Regions from separate parts of the Homo sapiens genome. Here region 2 is linked to region 1. The links are chromatin contacts, found by Hi-C in ENCODE. All regions are on one chromosome and are shown on one strand. Each heading gives the region's core, a stretch centred on a gene start or an enhancer-like site at or near the end of the contact. The rest is flanking DNA. Distances are from core to core; before and after follow the strand shown.

Region 1 (6,613 bases), core at 4,114-6,613:
TAATTTTTAATGGAGATAACTGGTGTTTACCAAAAGGGATCGACCTCAGATTAAGCAGAAACAGTGGAAGAGCTTTTAGCCAAGGAATTTGAAAGACCTCCATTAATTTTGCCAGTTGAGCTTTGATTATTCTGTTTGTGTGGTCCACTAACCCAGATGACTGGGGGTGGTCAACACAATGGAAATACTGGAGAATGGGCCAAATTTAACGTACTGGTTGGATGACTTATCCAGTGATCCCAGTGTCTCTGTCATTATGAAGCTCCAGAGGAACTCCCCAGGCTGCAATAATGTTTTCTAAGAGAATTGTACTCACCCTAAGGTCATTGCTCTTCTACATAGAAACACCTGCACCCAATGAGAAAACATGCCAATCATTACCAAAATATATGTGTATATTTGTGAGAGCGGCAACTGGACGGAATGTAATTGCCATACTTTGACAGAGGCCTCCCTGGATTATTTTGGGGGCAAAGGTAACAACTGTACATCCTGTGTGCTACAGTCAGAGAAGGTTTCCAAAATATCGTTTCCCTCAAGCAATCACTCTGTCAGGCTCTGGGGAGTTATGTCATGTGCATAAGTTAGAAATGATAACAAAAATTCAGCATGAAGTAGAAGCATGTTGTTTGATCCATATCATACCTCGTCTTTGGGGGAGTATGTTCCCCCTCTTTGCTTTCCAACTTTTATGTTCTGGTTTTGGAGCCCAGATTGAGGTAATTTTATACAAATGCAGGTGTTTCTTTTAAGATTACTGTAGATTATTTTTCTTGTTTAGATACATTTACAGTAGCTCTTTTTACTACCTTATTAGCTAGCTGATTTCCTTTGCTTTCTGGAGTGTTTGATTTAGAATGGCCTGGAATTTTAATTATGGCCAGTGACTTTGGTAATAATATGGCTCCCAACAATTGTGAAATGAGGTGTCCATTTTTTATGGATTGACCAGAAGAGGTGAAAAATCCTCTGTTTCCATAGCATTCCAAAATCATGAGCTACTCTGAAAGCATATTTACTGAATATTAGTAATGAATATTATCAACAATTATTCCTTTCGCCAACTGACAAACCCTGATCAATGCAATTCTGCTTGTTGATGTGAGGTGGCTTCTGGAAGGTAAGCCTTTCTATTTCTTCAGTTGAAGATACTGTTGTGTAACCTGCTCGGTAAGTCCCTGATCCATCCTTTAAATAAGAGCTGCCTGTAACTCAAACAACATCAGCATTAATCAGTGGAGTCTCTTGCAAGTCAGTCCTAGGAAAGAGGAGCCAATCAACTGGGGCTATGTGATTATGCAGTGTTTCATCTGAAAATGAAGGCAGAAGAGTGTCAGGATTTAGGTTACACCTGGAGATGGTGATAGGAGAAGCTGAAAGAAGTAAAACTCATGTGAAGCTCGTCTACTAATTGAATAATGTCCAGTGTGGTGTGAGTTTAGTGATGCTTCCACAGAATGAGGGATAAAAACAGTAAGGGGAGTTCCCACCACAGTTCCTTGGGTCATCTTAATGAACAAGGTGGTTGCTGTTATATCTCTCATGCAAAGAGGCAATCCTTTGGCTACCGGGCCTAACTGTTGGCTGTAATGCCCTACAGGTCTATTTCAGCCTTCATGTTTCTGAGTCAGATTATCTAAAGCATTTCCATCATTTTCATGTACAAACAATGAAAATGTGAGGTTATAATTTACATGCCCCAAAGAAGAGGCATTGGCAAGACCATTCTTAGTCATTTCTAATGTTAGTTGACTTTCTTTTATCCAGTCTAGAGGGTTTAAAGTTCTCTATTAAGAGGGCATATAAGGAAGGTGGGCGCAGTGGCTCATGCCTGTAATCCCAGGACTTTGGGAGGCCAAGATGGGTGGATCAATGAAGGTCGGGAGTTCAAGACTAGCCTGGCCAACATGGTGAAACCCCGTCTCAAGTAAAAATACAAAAATTAGCCAAGTGAGACTCTGTCTTAAAAACAAAAAGGAGGGCATATAAGGATTGGGCTTTTAAATAAAAATTTGGAATCCAATTTCTACAATATCCTGCCAGTCCTAAAATCCCACTCAACCATCTCTTCATTCTTGGTTGTAAAAAGCTGAGATCCTTTCTAGTCTGTCTGAATTAATAAAACATCCTTCCTTGGATATTAGGTGGCCTAAGTATATCACTTGTCTTCGACAAAATTGAAGTTTCTCTTTAGAGACTTTGTTTTCTTAGGGCTGCCTTTTGTAATAAATGTAGCCCATCATTCACAGAACATCTTGTTTGCTCTCCAAGATGGAAGTCATTTATTTACTGGATTAATGTATGCATTTCCAGGAAATTAACATCTGAGAGGCCTATTTTTAATATTTTTGAAAAGTAAGTCAGGCTTTCAGCATATCCTTGGAGGCCTGTGTGACCCAGTGTATTGTCTGTTTTCCCAAGTGAAGGCAAAGAGAAATTGGCTATTTTTGTCTACAAGAATGCTAAAGAATGTACTACATAAGTCTATGACTGTAAGGAATTCCACATTAGAAGGAATGGCTGTGAGTAACATAGGCTTGTGCAGTATAGGGTGCCATGGGATTGCCATGTTGTTTATTGCTCTCAAGTCTTGTACAAACCTCCATTCTCTAACATTTGGTTTTCTTACCAGGAGGATTGGGGTATTACAATGGCTTGTACAAGGAATGAACAGTCATCTTTCTATATAATCTGACATTATAAGCTTTATCCCTCCTAGAGCTTTAGTTCTCAAGGGGTATTGTCTTGTATTTTGAAGATGTTTCCATGGGTATATTTAAATATTTATTGGAGTAGCTGAGATGATAGTTTCTATATCAATGGAGGACACTGACCACAATGGATCAAGTACTGTCTTTAGTACATTTTGTAATTCTTCATTAAGCAATAATTCATTGTCTTTCATGGCAATATGGATTGCAATTGGATTAGATTTTGAAAATTTTATTAAAATATCTGTTGTGTCTCAAAGTTGAGTTTTATAATCTAATTTTAAATATATTTCCTTCCTTTGAGAGAAAGAAATGTGGGTATCACATAATTCTAAGCAGTTTCTTCCTGTTGAATGGATGGGGTCTGATGGAACAAAGAGGAGGGCATGAGTTCCTTGTAACGAACACTGTTGAAAGGTTACAGGCTGAGATTGGTATGCCAATACAGGAGGATTGTGATGCCCACCATTTGAATTCTTTGTTTACTGCAAGGAATGGGACCTTGTACCAAGATGGGATTAATTCCAGATAATGTGGCTCCAGTGTCAATAAGTGCTTGTGTTAGTTCTCCATTTATAATAATTTTTATTTCTCCCAGTGTTAGTAAGGAGGAAATGAAAGGCCCCTTTAAGTTCCTTGGAGCACCCCTGTTTTCTTTTCTGCCTCCACTGGTTAACATTCTTTCCTTTTTCATTTTTGGCAACTCTTTTGAAAGTAATCATGCTTTTTGCAAAAATTGCAAAGTGGAAGGTTAGGTCCATTAGGGAGTTTCTAGGGGTATTGTGAAGGCCAAAATTGTGTGAATAGTTGTTTTAATTGTAAATTCATAATTGTATTAGCCTCGCTCTTTTGTTTGGCTTCCCTCTCTCTTTCTTCTTCAGTTAAGGTATCAGATAACCGGTCAATGAGACTGACCAAATCATGAGTATCAGAAGTGGCCCAACTTTGTCTTTTCATTGTTAGTTCCAATTCATCTAACTCATTTGTTAAACTGGAGTCGAGTATCATTTCGATGATTAGCACAGCTTTCTTCGGATAAAACTAAATATTCTTTAAAATTTTTTCCACAGCCCTCAAAGTATATTACTGACTCATCTGAATTTTGTTGATATTGTATTTTGTTCCAGTTGACTACTCTGAAAAACTGAGGAGATAGCCTGATGCAAAGCCTTTGCTGTTCTTCAAGCCTGTCTATGGTCCTCTTCTGAACATTTATGAAGATCCCTAACAGATTTCTCCAGTGAGCTTTGTCTAGCCAGCCTTTAGCTTTAATTTTTGCTACTAACATGTGAATCTGTTGCTAGAAGTCAGAATAACTAGGGTCATAAGCTTGGATATTTAATTCAAATTTCCTAGCAAAACCAATAGGAACCTGGTGAAGATCAAGGAATTCTTTTAACTATGCCTGTAAGTTTGATCATGATTGATAAAGCAGGTTCCCCTCTACCAGATGCTGGATGAAATGGAGCCAAACCAGTGGGAGCAGGAGGAGGGGCAGGAGGAGGAGGAGGAGAAGGTCAATCAGGGCTGGGTAGTTCTGACAAGGAGGCTTAGAGAGACAGGGGAGCAGGGAGAGAAGAAGACATTTCAGTGTTTTTTAAAATTCAGTAATGGTTTTAGAGTGCTTTTTATTTTCTTCCTCTAAGGGAAGAATTCTGTCAAAACCTCTTTTGGATGCTTCTGGGTGCCATTGGAAGTAACTCTCTTAATTATTTTATTTGATTCCATAGCTGGCTTTTTAAAATTGTGCATATAAATAAACTAATCTAGCTATTTCAAAGATAATTCTCTTTGATCATTGTAATTTAGGATCTTCTTAGGTCAAATAAGACCATTTCTCCAACTATCGACAGGAGGTGGCGCCATAAGTCTTGTACATAAACCCCGCTGGAGTTTCCAAAGGTGCATTGCTTAATGAGGGCTTGGTTATAGATGGATAATTGCTCATAATTTGGATTCTCTTTTAAAATGCCCAAAGGCTAAAAGGGAAAAGTGTTTGGGGTCCAGTGTGCTGCTTAGTAGGGATTATTCCTGGAGGTATCACCTACAAGTAGCTTCTTCCCTCTTACCTACCTCAGAGAAACCCAGACATTTCTGGGAGTTCAAGGCACTGGGTGACGAACCCCTTGTGTGTTGTGTGCCCCGGGGGTTAAGCAGCTCTCCCTGTGAGTTCTTCTCTGGGGTTTGTTGTGAGCTTCCACACCCTTGTGTTACCTCCATTGCCTAAGGTGCCTTTCAGCTGGGAGAAAGAGTCCTTTTTGTCTTCAGCTTATCACGTCCTCATTCCAACCTTTTACAAATTTTGGGTGACTCAGGAAGAAACTTTAAATCTCAATGTTAACCAAGATCCAAAGCCTGGCTGGTTTAAAGCCACAAATTTGGCTTAAGCCACAAACATTCACTTTCTCCTTTTACAAAGAAAACTGCTTTCTCTTTAACCAAATGTCAAATGAGAGAAAAGGTTACAAACTTGAGCAAGTAAAAAAATGTCCAATGAGAGAAAAGGTTACAAACTTGAGCAAGTAAAATGTCCAATGAGAGAAAAGGTTACAAAAGAGCAAGTAAGACGAACGAAAACTTAACCTAATAGAAAAGTGAAACCACAAACCTGCCAATAGCAGAATCTTTAGAGAAATGACGCGAAACTCCTGCCTTAAAGCCCTAAATGGCGGCTTCAATATCAGTCCCACTGAGCATGAAATTCATTTACTTAAATAAAATCTGAATCTCAGCCCAAACCTGGGAGATTCAAAACCTGAGAGCGGTCTTACCAAAGACGCCCGTATGTCTGGTGAAGTCAGTTGGATGCAAGCAGTTTGTGCTGGTACCAGGGCCCCAGCTACTGATGAAGTGGCAGGAGTCCACAGAAGCCTACTTCGAAGTTCCCGGGGCTTCCAGGGGAGGTGAGAACACAAGTGATGGGAGAGCCTGGGGAGGGACTGTCTGGTGAGTAAAGGTTGTGCTGCTCTGTGGATGAAATGTCTCTGAGGTCGTAAACATCTCAGAGCCGCCTTCGGGAGAACGGGTGATAGTCATCTGGGCTGATGTCACCTCCAGTGTCCTCTCCTGTGATCTGTGTTAATCCTCCCAGATTGACGAGATTCCTGGGGAGGCGATTCATGACAGCTGAGTTCCTTTTGGAGGATCCGTCTTCAGGCAGGTAAGGGGAGCTCAGAGGAAACCTCTGCCTGCATCCGCTGATTCCCAAGTGCCCTCAGCTCACAGGGATCAGCACTCCCAAGTGCCATGGGGGTGGCATTTCCTGAACTCCTTCAAAGCAATAACAACAGGCTGGGCGTGGTGGCTTACGCCTGTAATCCCAGCACTTTAGGAGGCTGAAGTGTGAGGATTGCTTGAAGCCAGGAGTTCAAGACCAGCCTGGGCAACATAGGGAAACCCTGTCTCTACAAAGAATTAAAAGAAAACTTAGCCAGGAATGGCAGTGCACACATGTGGCCCCGCCTACTCGGGAGACTGAGGTGGGAGGAGTGCTTGAGCCAGGTGGTTGAGGCTGCAGGGAGCTGTGATTGCACCACTGCACTCCAGCCTGGGCAACAGAGTGAGACTCTATCTCAAAACAAACAAACAACAACAACAAAAGTGAAACAATAACAACAACTTTTACAAAACGGACATTTGGGATCTACATGCCACACTCCTAAATGCGTCTCTTAAGCAACAGGTGTCACAGTCTTAAACCTTGTCCTTACCCTCTTCATTCTAGGCACCTGTTTCATTCCAGGTAGGGCTTCCTCCTGGTTTCCTAACACAGCGGGTTGAGATGAACAGCAGAGAAGGACACTGCACACCTCTGCAGGGTCTCCCCTCTGGCCCACCAGCCCTCCCTTCTCCAGCAGTGAAGACCTCACTATGTCATCCAGGCAGGAATAATATAGACAGAA
Region 2 (6,702 bases), core at 1-2,500, 880 kb after region 1:
TGAAGGTCCGGTTCATATTATTTAAAACATCTATTCATACCAAACAAATAAATAGCCAGGAGAGGAGGAAAAAATAACCAAAATAAAACAATAACCAAAAAAATTCAAAAAATATATATCAACTAAGCACAACAACAAAACTTCCCGGGGTCCTTGTTTCCTTAGAGTCTACTTTGGACTGTCCTACTTTATTATTCTTATTCTTATTATAACTCAGTCTGGTTCGTGCGCCTTTTCCGAGTGTCTTTTTGCTTTGCGTTGCTGTTGCTGCCCCGCCCCGCCCCCTCCCGCGCCCCTCCCCCGGCCCCCCGGCTTCAGCTGGACTTGACCGCCATGCCCAGCGGGTGCAGGGCCTCGCTGTCCAGGAGCCAGGTGCCTATTTGGTAGAGCAGCTGCGAGTACCAGTGGATGCCCGCGGTGGCCCCCGCACCCGGAGCGTCGGCAGCACCTGGAGCGGTTAGGGCTACTCTGCCGCCGCCGCCCCCGCGGTCCCCGCCGCCGCTGTCCCCGCCGCGGTCCGTGCGCGCGGGCGCCAGTGCAGCCAGGAGCGCGTGCGCCAGGCGGAAGGGCGCGAAGGCCCGGTGCGCCCAGCTGTGCTCCTCGATGACCGCGTAGCACGAGGCCAGCACCCGGTTGATGAGAATGGTGCCCTGGGCCGTGAGCGGCGCGTAGGCGCCCGCGGCCTCCTCGCTTAGGGTCACGCTGTGCACAGCGGCGGGCAGGAGCCGGCGGTCCCCGTCACGCTCGGCCACCACGTACACGCGCTGGCCCGGGCGCACGCGGCTGGCGAACAGCGCCCGAGGCCCCAGTGCGCCCCCGGAAGGCGGCCCCGAGCCCGAGGACGCCTCGGGCTCCCCGGTGGCCGAGTCGTTGTGCGGCGCCACAAAGAGCAGGTGCGCGGCGGTGAGCAGCAGGCGCTCGCGCGGCTCCCGCGTCTCGATCACGTAGAAGACCTTCTTGGCGCCGTCGTCGCGGTCCAGGAAAGTGAGGAAGTCGCTGTAGAGCAGCCGGCCCTGGTCGTCCGCCGCCAGCACGCGGTCCCCGGGGCTCAGGTCCTTCACCAGCTTGGTGCCGCCCTGCTCCAGGTGCACCGTGGCCGAGCCCGGGAAGCAGCCTCCCGATTTGGCCGCCACCGAGTTCTCTGCGGGTGAGGAGAAGGGAAAGAAGAGAGGACAGGGCATTGAGTTCCGAGAGGGAGGCGCGTCTCGGGGAGGAGGGCGCACGCTTGGTGCCCGCGCTCCTAGGCCAGGGGTGCGCAAGGCGCGGGGCGGGGCGATTGATTCCAGGCGGGTCCCGCACACACCTCCCTCCCCCAACCCCACTGCCCCAGGGACAGGATTCCGACACATTCCTTAACGACTCTCTAAGTCTGGGCTGGCGGTCACAGAGGTTGGCTGGCGTTTCCTGCAGAGGCCGGTGACACTCTTTCCTTCCGCCTTCCTCCAACCCCACCCCCAGCTCCGCACACACCCGGCCTCGCCGCGAATCCATCCAGAGGGTGTTTGCTCTGCACTTGGATTCCTCAGGAAGCCTCCTTGAGCTCCCGCGGGCGCCGGGCGCACCCTCCTTCCCTCCCGCCCCGGCGCGGGGCGCGGCGCCTGCTCGCGCACTCAGCACCCGGGCTGCGCGGCGGAAACCCCTGGCCCGCCTGCCCGCCTGCCCGCCTGCCCGCAGCACCCTGCCGCGCCTCGGCGTGGGCCTGCGGAGGGGCGGGGGCGGGGAGTGAAAAATAGCTGCAGTAGTTGTAGCAACTGGACAAACATTCCAGAGATTGGCCGAGGTGTGAAAATCCGAGGCTTGTGTGGATTTTCTAATTAAAATCCAATAAAGGGCCCAGCATTGTCATTGTGATTTCTGGGATAAACAGGAGACACTCTTGGAAGGGGACACTTCCATTTTCTCCCCTCCCTGTTCTCAGCTCACTCTCTCCCCAGCTCGCGGGCCTCCCCCTCCCTATTTGCTCAGGTGCAACCCCCCCCCACCCCGTGTGCAATTCACAAGCACTATTTGCACAGCCAGGCCTCTCTTCCAAGCACTCAAGATGTGTATTTGAATTTTAAATGGCGGGGCCTGTTCGGAGCGCTGGAAGCGCCGGGTCTCAAGGCCCCTTGACTACCCGCTTTCTCGAGCCCTCTGTCGCTCTCTGAGGCTCACTGTCCCCAGGACAATAATTGAAGTTGGGGCGGAGCGCAGGGGGCCGGGGAGGAGGGCGGGGAGGGCCGTCTTCTTTGCATTCCAATCTCCGGGATCATGCTTTTTGCAAATAGAGATTGCCAGAAAGAATCTTCCTGCTGGAATTACAGGGGGCTTTTAATCTTCTCATCGGTTTCTCTGGCATGAAGTGCGGGGCTGGCCGTTGGAGGCCCTCCGTAGCCCCCCGGAATGCGACCCCGGGCGCTGGCGAGCCCGAGTCGTCGAGTCGCACGGCCCGGCTTGACACGCTGCGCCCCGCGCCCCCGCCCGTGTGCTCAGAATGCCAATGAGCGGCTCCCGCGCCGCGGCTCCGCTCTCCCGGCGCGATCCGGGGGATGGATTAGCGCTGCTCACTTGGGAGGAGGCCTCCGGAGACCCCCGCTAGGGGGACCCCGCGGGCAGGGAGCCGGGGAGGAGGTTTTGCGCAGGGGGCGCCCTGGGCCCAGGGGCCGCCGCCGAGCCCGCGAGGTGGGGGCGCCGCCTCCTGCCTGCCTGCAGCCGGGAGCTCTCCGGGCCGCACACCCGCCCCTGCCGCCCCCGCTCCACGCCTTTGCTTTCTGTGGGGACGAGAAGCCACTCTAGCCTTTACCTACAAGTGTGCCTTGACACCTTAACAGTGTTTTCCTACTAACATAGTGCCATTAACATGGAATTTAGGAGACAAGTAGGGAAGCCTGGAAGGGGGTTGAGGAAGGCAGAGTTTCCCCGAAATTCACCGTGAACGGCTTTGCTAAACGTGCCAATTTATGCGGGCGGAGAAGAGCGCTGTGCACACAGCCTCGGGCCGGAGGTTTGCGTGCGCGCGATGGCGCCTCCTCCACGGCTGTTCCTCGCCGGCAACAGCGTGTGGCGTTGCAGGCCCAGAGAAGACAGCCTCGCGCCGACTCGGGCCGGCGTTTCGGGGCCTGCCCGCCGCCCAGGGCGTCCCGGCCCGGCTCCCAGTAGGAACGCAGGCTCCGGGCGCGCCGCCTCCAGATGCTGGAGGTGGTTGCCCCTGGGTTTACTGCCGCCCACCAGGCCTCTCCCCAAAGGCAGCTTAGGATCCACGGGCGCCCGGCGGGGAGGAGCCAGGACGCGGGCTCCGGGGCAGGATAGACACCCCTGCGCTTGGGATAGCGGGTGGGGGCGGTTGGTTCTTAAGCCCTAAACGAGAGGAAGGAGCTCGCCCAGACCTGGCTAACCGCGCAGGGCTGTCTTCCCTCGCCTGGAAGGGCCTAGCGCCCCTCCCCCAGTCACGCTTTCCCACCCCCTGCAGTGGGGGCTCCAGAAGCGGGCAGGAAGCCACAGGACCCCATCTCGGGGCATGGAGAACCTTGGGCTCTGTGGCCTCAAAGGTAGGGGTGATTTCGAGGGGCCGGCACCTCACAGGGCAGGTTCCACCGCGGAAACGCAGTCATCGCCCAGCGACCCTGCTCCTGGCCCTCAGCCTCCCCCCAGGTTTCTTTTTCTCTTGAATCAAGCCGAGGTGCGCCAATGGCCTTCCTTGGGTCGGATCCGGGGGGCCAGGGCCAGCTTACCTGCTTTCACCGAGCAGTGGATATGTGCCTTGGACTCGTAGTACACCCAGTCGAAGCCGGCCTCCACCGCCAGGCGGGCCAGCATGCCGTACTTGCTGCGGTCGCGGTCAGACGTGGTGATGTCCACTGCGCGGCCCTCGTAGTGCAGAGACTCCTCTGAGTGGTGGCCATCTTCGTCCCAGCCCTCGGTCACCCGCAGTTTCACTCCTGGCCACTGGTTCATCACCGAGATGGCCAAAGCGTTCAACTTGTCCTTACACCTCTGCGAAGACAAGGGGACCCCCACCGACGGACACGTTAGCCTGGGCAACCGCCACCCCTCCCGGCCCCTCCATCAGCCTGCCCTGCCCAGTCTCAAGGCGCGAGGGCCATGCGGAGAGGTGGGGAGACGGGGGTTGGAATGGCCCAGACACACCGAAGAGCCGGGCCCTGGGCTGGGGAAGAGGGACAGCATTTGCGGAGGAGCGTGGAGGAGCACGTCCTCTCAGGGTAGAGCTGGGGGCCTTTCTCCAGGTCCTGAAACAGCCGATGCTCCTAGCGAGGCCTAAGAAGCAAATAAAGTTTCTCTGAAACAAGTGACCTGCATGTTTAAGACATCAACTACAGGACCCTCCAGGGGCACCCTCTGGGATACCCGCCCCGCCCCCACGTTGCCCTCCACTTCTAGCCCCCCTTCTGGGGCCCCTTTCTCCACCTGCGCAGCCTCCACCTTCTCCCCGCGTAGAATCCCTCACAGCAGGCCTGACAGAGACCTGGGCGCAAGTTCCCAGAAATAAAGAAAAATGCACTGCGCACTGCTTGGAGAATTGAAGGCCTTGCATTTATTTACCTCAGGCCCTAACCCTATCCGAGGCAGAGGGGAGGCGAGAAGCCGCTGGCGGGGCTGCGCGGTGGGCGGGAGCCTGGGTGGCAGGCGGCTAGGTGAGTTGCCACTTGCAGCACAGGCCGGGGCCGGGACAGACATTCTTTATCTGGACAGCCACATTCTTTTTGCCCGTCGAACCCTTTTCTGCCTGGCTTTTCTGTGGTCTGATTGTGTTTCTTGTTTTCTTTAACCTGTTCCCTTCCTCCGCTCTTGTGTTCTTGGCCCCAGCATAGAATGGCGTCCAGCAAGTTTGAAGAGCAAACTGAAGAGGTGGAGGGAGGGGGAGGGGTTTGAGAGGAGGGGGAGGGGAGACAGGAAGGCCTGAGGTCTCGGAGTCCTCCGCCTGGGGAGTTTCCCAGGAAGTTGCCTGGGAGGAGGCAGGAAACACTGACTAGGCAGATGCAGACGGGGTTACCTGGGATTCAGATTGTGGGGGTTCCCCTGGAATTCTGGGGTCACCCTCAGATAAGGATGCGACAGAAAGCAGTTGAATCCACTGTGTGTGTTTGTGGGGGCACTGACTTGCTTCCTGGATGTTTACCCTGCTGCTGCTGGTGGGACATGGGATTTAAAGAGGGGGAACTGGCACAGATGACGATGGTGGCATCCCCCAAGAAGCTGCGCCAAGTGGAGGCCGAGGGGCAATTTCAAGGTGACTTCTGCAGAGGGCGGGGCTGACCTCTAACCTCCTCCAGTCTGGAAGGATGCTCTGCTTGGAGTCTGGTTGTCGCCATGGAGGGACAGCTTCTATCCAGGGCCCTAACTGTAGCGTGGGTTGGGGGGACTCTTTCGAGAGGGTGGGGCGAGGACGCTGGCCCCACTGCTGCGGCGCTTTAAGGGGACGTGACAAATTGCGCAACAGGAAAAGTCCTGTGTATCTGGCAGCAATAAAACCCAGTAATATGGTTGTAGAGTTCAACATGCAACAACTGGGGGTGGGGTAGGGCTGGGGGCCGCCCTGGTAACAGGTCAGTGCCTGCATGTTTGTGGGCCTGCCAGCAGTTAAAAAAAAAAGTCGGAAGGGCAGAGTTTGAGTGAGGTCATCTTGAGGATTGAACGCGTTTTACATGAAAATCAATCAGTAAACCAGGGTCAGTGTAGAGCTATGATGTGAGGCCCGTTGCGCGCAGGCGCACACCACCAACACGCACAGGGACCCCCATGCAAGCCCCCCACCCCACCGCAGCTCCCTCCCCTGGGGCTGTGCCGAAGAAGCTTTAAACAGCTTCCCAGGAGGGCAGCCAGGGAGAGGGCGGCAGGGTGAGGATGACCTGGCCCCCAGCTCTGTGAGCTGCGCCACTTGGGCAGGCATGGAGGACCCCGGGCAGGGAGACCCGGGTCCAGCCGGGCCGCGACGGGAGGTGGCTGCGCGAGTGAGGGGCGGAGGCCGAGGGTTGCTGGAGTTGGCGCCCCCGCCCCTTGCGCCCTCCTCCGGCCCGGGCTCCGCGCGGCCTCGGCTGGCGGCCTCTCCTCCGCCCGCGCTGGGCGGGATTGTCGCAGGCAAAGCCGGGAAGCCCAGGCCGGTTATTAATTCATTGGGTCGTGTGCCGCGAATCAAGCCCGACTCTGTGCAGCCACCGTGAAGCCCAGCAGGGCCGCCGGGGCCGGGCTTTGTGTCGGCGGAGGCCAAGTTGTTCCCCACGCCTGAGCTCCCGCCTACCTCCCTGATCTGCGAGCCGCGCCGGCGAGTGTCACCGCCAGCAGCCGGTGGGCTTCCCCCAGCGCGGGGGCGGGGGCGTCCCAGCTTCAAGACAGCCCCAGCCCCTAAACGCACCTCTCTCCACTGTCCTTTCCCCCAAGCTTGGTGGAACAGCCCCTCCCCAACCCCATACCTGAGCGTCTTTCCTGGCGGCCCCAGAGCGCACATTAAATCTATTTAGTGTAGCGGCTCGGGACCCCACTCCAGGCTTCAGATCCGGCCCTCTGGCCTCCTGCCCCTTAGGAGCCCCCTGGCCGCCAGCACCCTCGCCTGGCACCTAGGCCCGCGCGGGGAGAGCGTGTCTGTCTGCGCTTTCCTCTCCCGGGTTAATATTAACCGGCAGCTCCTGCGTTCCGGAACTGCTCCGAAAGTTCCACTGGGGACGATCTCGCCATGGTTGAGGGACTTGGGCGGCAGTCACATTAGAG

What was found. A loop is a pair of places that touch in the nucleus more often than their neighbours do. Pooled maps may share reads with other maps.
Region 2: a pooled map shows a loop between it and region 1 (7-fold over the local background). The contact joins the enhancer-like site here to the promoter of PAXIP1-AS2 in region 1. A Hi-C loop is called at or near these places in 4 of 50 pooled maps.

The regions. Positions count from the first base shown.
Region 1 is chr7:154,923,154-154,929,766 of GRCh38, forward strand. PAXIP1-AS2 (PAXIP1 antisense RNA 2) reads left to right here and starts at 5,364. Exons shown (of 8, transcript NR_024476.1): 1 at 5,364-5,614; 2 at 5,803-5,871. RefSeq lists enhancers at 5,445-5,504, 5,525-5,624, 5,775-5,994.
Region 2 is chr7:155,802,586-155,809,287 of GRCh38, forward strand. It overlaps SHH (sonic hedgehog signaling molecule), which reads right to left. Exons shown (of 3, transcript NM_000193.4): 2 at 3,711-3,972; 3 at 1-1,141. The coding sequence ends at 315. Among named protein-coding and RNA genes, the nearest start is that of SHH, 6.5 kb to the right of the region's middle. RefSeq lists a silencer at 2,495-2,674 and enhancers at 2,581-3,550, 3,551-4,519. Within about 2 kb of position 1,251, at least 5 of the 41 ENCODE cell types and tissues checked have a DNase peak (open chromatin) inside an H3K27ac peak, as active enhancers do.